Regions from separate parts of the Homo sapiens genome. Here region 2 is linked to region 1. A link is a contact called in ENCODE Hi-C or POLR2A ChIA-PET data. All regions are on one chromosome and are shown on one strand. The core of a region is the stretch at or near the end of the contact, and the rest is flanking DNA. Distances in the headings are between cores, read along the strand shown.

Region 1 (4,161 bases), core at 936-3,435:
CAAAATATCAACAGGGCTGGTTCCTTCTGGAGGCTCATGGGAGAATCCATCTCCTTGCCTTTCTTTCAGTTTCCAGTGGCCACCTGTATTCCTTGGCTCATGGCCCCCTCCTCCAACTACAAAGCACATCCCTCTAATCTCTGCTTCTAAAATGATCTTTCCTCACTTTCTTGCCTCCCTCTTATAAAGCCCCATGTGATTATGTTGGGTCCATCTGGAACACCAGAATAATCTTCCCATCTCAAGAGACGTAACTAATCACATCTGCAAAGTCCCTCTTGCCATGTAAGGTAACATTCATGAGTTCCAGGGATTCAAACGTGGATATATTTGAGGGCTATGGTTCAGCCCACCACACTGACCAAAGCAAAAAAGGATTAAAATATACAGGGTTCCCCCTAAACTATTTGGATATCTTTTCCATAGAGCATCTCAATATAACACCTTCCTCCTTCTGTGGATACAATTTTTAGAAATTGGGCTCTGCACCTATTATTTGGCATTTCTATTGCTCGTTCTGCAGTTATTGGTAAACAGGTATCCCATTCTTACAGAGTCAGTTCAGCCCCTTACTTTGCTTGGAGATCTTCCACGTTCCTAATCTGTTACCCTCATTTTACAGATGAGGAAATTGAAAGACCTCCAAGCAAACCAGCAGTAAACTTTAATGGCTGCAAGATCTGCAACTTGGCATGCTGTGGATTGGATGGCACAAGCCAAGGACATGGCTGAATTGACTGTAAGAATTTGTAATCCTATGGTAGGCAATGGGATATCTGTTTACCAATAACTGCAGAACAAGCAATGGGTAGAACTGATCACTGAATTACATGAGATCAGTTTGAACATGTGGCCACAGTGACTAGCCATAACTTCTCAGTAGATGACGTGGCCTTCCTTGCCTGCTTATTTTTGTCACAATGGGGAGAAGCCAGGTGTTATACAGTGCTGGCTACCATGGTGGACAGTAGATGCTCTTTAGCTGACGGAGGTAAGGTCTCCCTGATACCCATCACCCTGCTGTCCACCTCCTGCCCTTCCTTCTGCAGTGTTAGGCTTGTGGCATGTGCTGCCCTGGGTTTGTTTGCCCTGACCTCCCAGGATGTACACAAGTCCCTCCAGGGGGTAGGCAGGAGCTGTGTTGCATAAATAAATGAGCCTGATTTCACCACTCAATAGCTGTGTGGCTTTGGGAATGTTCCTTGTTTTCCTGGGGCTTTGGCTTTCCCACATGCTAACATGAGGCTAGATTAGGGTGCTCTACAGCCTCTCCTTACCAGATCCTATGCCCTTGAGTCTGTGACGCTCCCTTTTCTCGGCATTTTGCTCAAACAGCATAGGCTTTGGATCCCACTGGTACTGAATAAAGGTTTGATGAGTAGTACATTGACAACTCTTTTTGTGCAATCTTTCCAATTTTGCATTTTAATGAACTCTTCAAAATACTCTTCAAAAAAACCAAAAGGAAAAATGGCAAATTACTCTGACTCCAGAAGAGACATATGCATGATTTTTGGGCCTTTCCAGGGACCTCAAATCCCCCATGCAAAGCCGACACTGTGGGAATAAATGCCACCAGTGAGTCCTGTGTCACTGGGAGAATCCCATAGTGCAAGCCCACTGGCAAGCTCCCATCCTGAAACTTACAAAACCCCTCAGCACTAATTGGCATTTTTACAAATGAAAGAAATGTCTACTTTTTCAGAGAAGAACAGCCAACCAAAGGGTTAAGCCCTAAAAGGTTAGTTTCCTCTACTCTCCCTGCTCTAGAATCTGGGATAATTCCTCCCATTAATATTTTAAGCAACTAATTTGACATTTTTCCATTTAATTAACTTGCATACATATGAGAACAGGGTTTTGAGAGTACCATGACATTTAAACAAAGTCATTTAAGTTTTCCCATTTCTGGGGGCATGCTTCTTTTTTCTTTTGCCTTATTCTTTTTGTTCTGTTTCTGTTTTGCATTCCTGATTCTGAAGCTGGCTTATTAGCTCAGAGGAATGACCAAATTTCCCAAAGCAAATGTCCCAGAGTCTCAACCTGGGTGATGTGGGTGGGCCGGGAGCTCTGGGCTGTGGCTCTTTTAAACTTGAGCCTGCTCTTTTCCAGGCCTTTTTACAAATGGCATTTCAATCAGAACAGGCCCACGTCACAGGCTAATGTTTTCCTGTTGCCACACCAACCCTGGGTGGGAGAGGGGGAGGAGCTGCAGGAATGCAAAAGATTTATCAAATGCAACCATCACCACGGAAGAGCTGGGGTTTCAAGAGGGAAACAATAGCTCCGTGACAATTTTCTCTTCCAAATGACAAATAATTGTTGTCATATCATCAAATGATTAAGAAATAAAGGAAAATAGATAAATGGAGTGTATCCACTGAGAGATGGGGTGGGGGGACTGGGGAGAGGCTTGCTTAATGTTCCGTAATTGAAAAATTGCACTCTAATTAGCTCCCACCCCAGAGAATTCATGAGTTCTATGTGCCATCCAATCCACAGCATGCCAAGTCGCAGATCTTGCAGCCATTAAAGTTTACTGCTTGTTTCAGAAGGGACTGTGCAGTCTCCAAATGCATTCAGCGAGTGAGACTCTTCAGCTTGCCCAGCCCTCAAAAAGGATTCATGGCTTCAGACTTTCATCAGCCATAATTAATCACAGACTTTCTCTGCCTAGCAACAACTCCGGCTGCTCTCCCTAAATGAACCTGGGCACTCTGGTCTCCAGTTTATGGGTGGCGGCCAACCTGGCCAGGCTCAGTCAGGAAACTGGAGCTGAGTCCCCAGGTTGCAAAATGGCACCCCCTGATCCCAGGCATCGGGGAAGATTGGATCTTGCATTTAAAATAAAATCCCACTGCAAACCAAGCCCATAGGACTCAGGAGCAGTTCCATGTCTTCATTTGCCCCACACTCGGGATATTCTTTGGGGATTTCTAATGAGGTTGTCAAACTTTAGGAAGAATAACGCTGTAAGAGACATGCATGCCATTCTCTCTCTCCCTGGATTTAAATCCCAGCTCCATGACCTCAGTAGCGACATGACCCAGGAAAGTGACTTGGCCTGTCTGAGCCTGAGTTTTCCCTTTTGCAGAATGGAGATCATAATTTCTACCTTTTGGGACTATGATGATAATTGGACAATGCCATGTGGAAAGGATCTGTGCTACGTTGGCTGACAGTGCCTCTTGATCCTTACATGTAAAGTGGGAATAATAATCTTACCTCCCCACTGGCGTTGTAATGAGAATTGAATACAGTATGCATTAGATGCGTGCAAAGTGCCTCACACGAAGTTGGTGCTCGGTAATATTTGAATTGAATTGAACTGAATACACACTTGGTTCATTCATTCATTTAATCCAACAGCTAATAATTGTTGAATGCTACCTTTTGCTCAACACTTTTTTAGGGATACAGAAAGGTAAATAAGACAGCTTTGATTTATGCTCATGGGAGCTTACGTTCTAGGAGAAATACAGTGAAAAACAAAGTTTAAGAACCACGTGCATTATTAAAAACTACTATTAAAAAATCAACAAGAACACAAATACAGGCTCATAGTTGGGTGGCGACTTTTCAGTGAAGACCTAAAGGTTAAGAAGGGGATGTGAGGAATGCCAGGGAAAAACATTCTAAGCAGAGGGAACAGGATGGGAGAAGCGGGGTGAATGTTGGCAAATTTGGGAAACTGAGAATAGGCTGTCATTCAGAGTGAGCAACGGTGGTAGCCAAAGTACACAACCCTAAATCTCAGTGATTTAAGACAATAAAAATTTATTTTTCCTTCTTGTCATGTGTTAGGTGGACAGTTTTTTGTTATTCAAAACCCAAGTTCCTTCTAATGAGCTACTCTGCCGTCCTTTAGGCTTCCTCTGAGTTGTCCACCGTGCCCTCTGCATGCAGCCAAGAGCAAAGAGAAAAGCTCCAGGATATGTGGGGGCCAGGCCTGGAGATGGTGTACATCACTCCCACTCATATTCCAATGACTAGAACTCAATATATGGTCTCATCTAACTGCAGAGGAGCCAGGACATAGGGTTTAGCTATGTGCAAAGGAAGGAAGTAAAACAGGTTAGCAGAACACATAGTATTTTTCTGCCTCACAAAGCAAGCAAGGGTGGCTAGCATGGCACCAGATGAGAAATAGATGACCAGAAT
Region 2 (4,161 bases), core at 676-3,175, 240 kb after region 1:
CCGAGATCGTGCCACTGCATTCCAGCCTGGGTGACAGAGCAAGACTCCATCTCCAAAAAAATAAAATAAAATAAAATAAAAATATAAAAAAGACACACGTAGGGCAAGCTATGGGGACACAGAGCTGCCTGTGCCCTCCCTGGAGCACCACCTTCAGGAACCTCCATGTGGAATGCCACATGCTGTCCAGAAGCTCTCCAAACCCAGGTCTTGTGGGTTTTTATGGAAGCTTCATGACATCTCCATTCCTTCCCTCAGGGCACAGAGCAGGACCCTCGGAGGAGAGAGTCTTATGACCCGTGTAACAGGAGAAACAGGGGAAGATTAGCATCCCGGCTTGGGGTTGCCGAAGGGAGGGCAGGAGAAGGTCGGAGGGATTCTGCTTCCTGAGTCCTGCTCCTGAGGCCTGATGCCCACAATGTTAAGCCTATAACAAGTGCTTTGGGGGCGGCAAGCCAGGAACCGTGGACAAAAACCAATACATGTATACATCATAACACCACAGGTCACCCCTTGGTTTTTTAACGTGGGCCCTTTACATCAAAAGAACATACATGATCATTAGTAATTAGCCTAGTCTGTCATATTGTATAAATGTCTCCCAGGCTGAAGCCACTCAGGTATACAGGCTTCCTTTCAATCCCATCCAAGTTCCAAAAGCAGGAGTGGTCTCAGCAAACATATAGATAGCTTCACCCTTTCAGGCATGTGAGATCATTGAGACAGTGGCATCTCTTGCTCTGAGACTATTTATTTATTTATTTATTTATTTATTTTTAGACAGAGCCTCACTCTGTTGCCCAGGCTTCAATGCAGTGGCACGATCTCAACTCACTGCAAACCTCCACCTCCCAGAGTTCAAGTGATTCTCCTGCCTCAGCCACCCAAGTAGCTGAGATTACAGGTGTGCACCACCACACCCAGCTAATTTTTGTATTTTCAGTAGAGACAGGGTTTCGCCATGTTGGTCAGGCTGGTCTAGAACTCCTGGCCTCAAGAGATCCACCTGCCTCGGCCTCCCAAAGCGCTGGAATTACAGGTGTGAGCCACCATGCCCAGGATGTATTCTTTTTCTTAAAGAAAGTCCCTAAGCTGCCTGCGCCTGAAGCCCCACAAACCCTGGATGCCCCTGTCCCTTGGTGAGTTTTGGCCATGGGAATGTGGATAACAGGTGGGTTCATACACCCTGGGGGTGGAACATCCACCCATGCTCTCACCATCCACTCAGTGGGAATCTGCTTGTTACGGGTTGAATTGTGTCCTCCAAAATGATATGTTGAACACCTTAACCCCAGTACCCCAGAATGTGATCTTATTTAGAAGTAGGGCCTTTGTACATGCCATTAGTTAAGTTAAGATAAGGTCATGCTGGAGCAGGGTGGGTCCTTAATCCAGTATGACTGGTGTCCTTGTAAGAGGAGACTTGAAAGACACAGATCCCTAGCAGAAGATGGCCATGTGAGGACAGAGGCCAAGATGGAAGTGCTGTGGCCTCAAGCCAAGGAGCAGTGCAGATGACCAGCAAATCCCAGAAGCTATGAGAATGAATGCAACCGGTTCTTCCCTAGATCCTTCCAAGACAGCATGGCCCTGCCCACACCTCCATCTCTGGCTTCCAGCCTTCAGAACTGTGAGAGAATACATTTCTGTTGTTTTAACCCATCCCAGCTAGTGGTACTTAGTTACAACAGCCCCAGGAAATTAATGCACTGCTATAGGAAGCTGCTACCTTGATGATATTTGCTGAGACCTCATCTCTCCAGCTCCCGGAGAAACAGTGCCAGCACCGATGACAAAGCAGGCAGAACAAAAGAAAGATGACAGGCAGAACTAGGGCAGTGGGTTTTGGGAAGCAACAGGGGCTCGACAAGCTGCTTAGGCCGCCAGCTCACAGCGTCAGATGCAAACGGTCAGCCAGCGTGTTTGACAGCAACAGGAGAGGCAGGCCCTAAAAATAGCCCATTGTGCTCCAGTGAGCTCAGTGGGGCACTGAGCTCTCACTCCAGACCAGGCTCCGCTCTGAAGGGTTCTGGGTCAAGCCCCCCAAGAACAAGCTTCTCCCCACGGCAATGGGAGCCACCTTTGTCCTAGAGGTTGAGTCATCTAAGCGATGAGAGCACAGTGACCTGGAGCCCAGGTGGAATTCCATGCCTCAGCTCATTCCGAGCCCAGGAGCCTGGGAAGCTTTCCGACAGAGCAGCAGGGCCATCAAGTCAGCATAGACGGGGCACCATGTGACTGACCTTTCTGCTCACAACGCTCCCCGCTGTAGGGCTAAACGTAATTGAGGTCTGTGAACAAAGGAAGATGCCAGCTACATGAGACAGGAAAGGACTTTAGCAAGTAACACCCAGAGTGCAGGGGCAAGGAAGGGCTTCTCACCTCTCACCAGAAGGGCTGGCCCTCAGCCCAGCTGTCTTCATGGTGAAAATGAAAGAGATCAACTCAATTATCTCCAAGGCCTTTTCTGCCTCAATTTTCTCTAACTCCAGGGACCCCACACCCTGCCGGGGGCCTTGCACTCTCATGCTGCCTCCTGATTTCCCAGCCCTTCTTCATGCATGCGCTCCAGACCTCTCATCCCTGACCGGGTCCTTAGAACTTGCTATTGCCCCTGCCTACCCCACCCACCCCCCGTCCAAGGCTGTGCTCTACTGAGCAGCAGCCAGAAATCTGGAAAACTAATCAGGTCATAATGAGGGTGCGGGTAACCCTCTCTTTAGGCTTTGCAATTAAAAAGGAGGAAGGCTGCTTGAGAATGGGGGCCATGGCATTTACTCAGCACCAGCTACAGGTTTGACACATTGCAGGGCTCAGGAAGTACTTGTTGAATGAATCAACAACGGTCTCAGTCACTACAACAGGATGCGCAAGGTGGGATGGAAGGATCAGAGGACTTCTTAGGATACTTTGATACAAACTTTTAAACACAGGGTCTGCTCCATCCCCAGACCTTGACATGAGCGTTGCGCCTGTTAATTCTCAGGCCTCACTCTCTGATATCCCAAGGGGTCCCATTGCCTCAACAGCAGGATGCTGACCCAGTGCCCAAAATCAACCCCAAACAAGCGATGAGACCTGCATGGTTGCATGCATTGCATATTTTCTCAACTGTCTGGGACTAAATATAAAACCGTAAAAAAATGAAAGGAGGTGGAGAAGGGCAGAAAGGACATATCAGGGGACTTACTGAAAGAAAGAATCAAAGGGGAGCCGGCCAGCAGCTTATGTTTGGCAATAAGCAGGATAATCACAAAGGAAATTAAAAGTGAGTTTCCTTGAAGGAGGAGAAGGAGGGAAAAAAACTATAATTGGTTCCTTCTGCTCCAATGTCCCGGCACCTGCCCTCCATCTGCACCCAGAGAAGTTGTCAGAGGTCAAGGGACTGATCCACCAAAACTCTTCCAGGCAGTCTGGCAATGCAAACACACACACATGCGATGCGCACACACAGACACATGCACACACACACGCATATGCACACACACACGTCCACACGCACACACACACGCACACACACACATCCACATGCACACACACACACGTACATACAGACACGCGCGCGCGCACACACGGCTCATCCATGTGTGATTTAAAATATACAACGCTTCAATATGTATAGGCCAGAGCTGGGACCCAACCTCCCATCCTTCAGTCATACTGAACCTTCAGACACATGGAAGGAAAATTCACAGGCAAGGTGTGGTGTGTAGTGATCAGTTGTGAAGTGTGGAGCAAATAATTCGCTACTGACGATAAGATGTCAAAGTCTGGGAGTGGCTTGTTGAATTGTAGAAATCAGAATGGATTCAAGTTAGACCTGTAATTATGTCATCTTAATCCCATGTGCTCCCCCCTCTTTCTCACAGGAAAGGCAGGGGTGGGGTTAGCAGGCAGGACACAGAGAATTGCCCGTTACCCACAAGAGTAAGCAGCCCTCCTTGATGGCCTCAGCCTCAGGTTTGCAGTACAAACATGTCGATTGTCTCTGGTCTAGAATGTGGACTCCAGAAGGCAGAAAAAATGTAGAGACACTTCTCTGAGATGGGATCTGCCCCCAGCAACCAGCAACATTTATTCAAGCTGCACCTGGGGCCTCATGCTGATGGGGTCAGATGGTCCAAATGTGAGAGAGAGAAAGTCTGAGTCAGAGGAAGACAA

Evidence for each region. Hi-C counts contacts between places; a loop is a spot of excess contacts on that map. ChIA-PET counts read pairs that join two places held with the same protein, here RNA polymerase II (POLR2A).
Region 2: a map of HAP-1 shows a loop between it and region 1 (2.0-fold over the local background). The contact joins two enhancer-like sites. A Hi-C loop is called at or near these places in 1 of 168 maps with a recorded cell type or tissue (HAP-1). POLR2A ChIA-PET finds 5 or more read pairs at or near these places in 1 of 52 experiments (activated naive CD4-positive, alpha-beta T cell).

What each region holds. Positions count from the first base shown.
Region 1 is chr15:69,733,320-69,737,480 of GRCh38, reverse strand. No RefSeq gene overlaps it. Among named protein-coding and RNA genes, the nearest start is that of LINC00593, 100 kb to the left of the region's middle. Within about 2 kb of position 2,185, at least 2 of the 41 ENCODE cell types and tissues checked have a DNase peak (open chromatin) inside an H3K27ac peak, as active enhancers do.
Region 2 is chr15:69,497,840-69,502,000 of GRCh38, reverse strand. No RefSeq gene overlaps it. Among named protein-coding and RNA genes, the nearest start is that of LINC02896, 37 kb to the right of the region's middle. RefSeq lists an enhancer at 1,988-2,489. Within about 2 kb of position 1,925, at least 5 of the 41 ENCODE cell types and tissues checked have a DNase peak (open chromatin) inside an H3K27ac peak, as active enhancers do.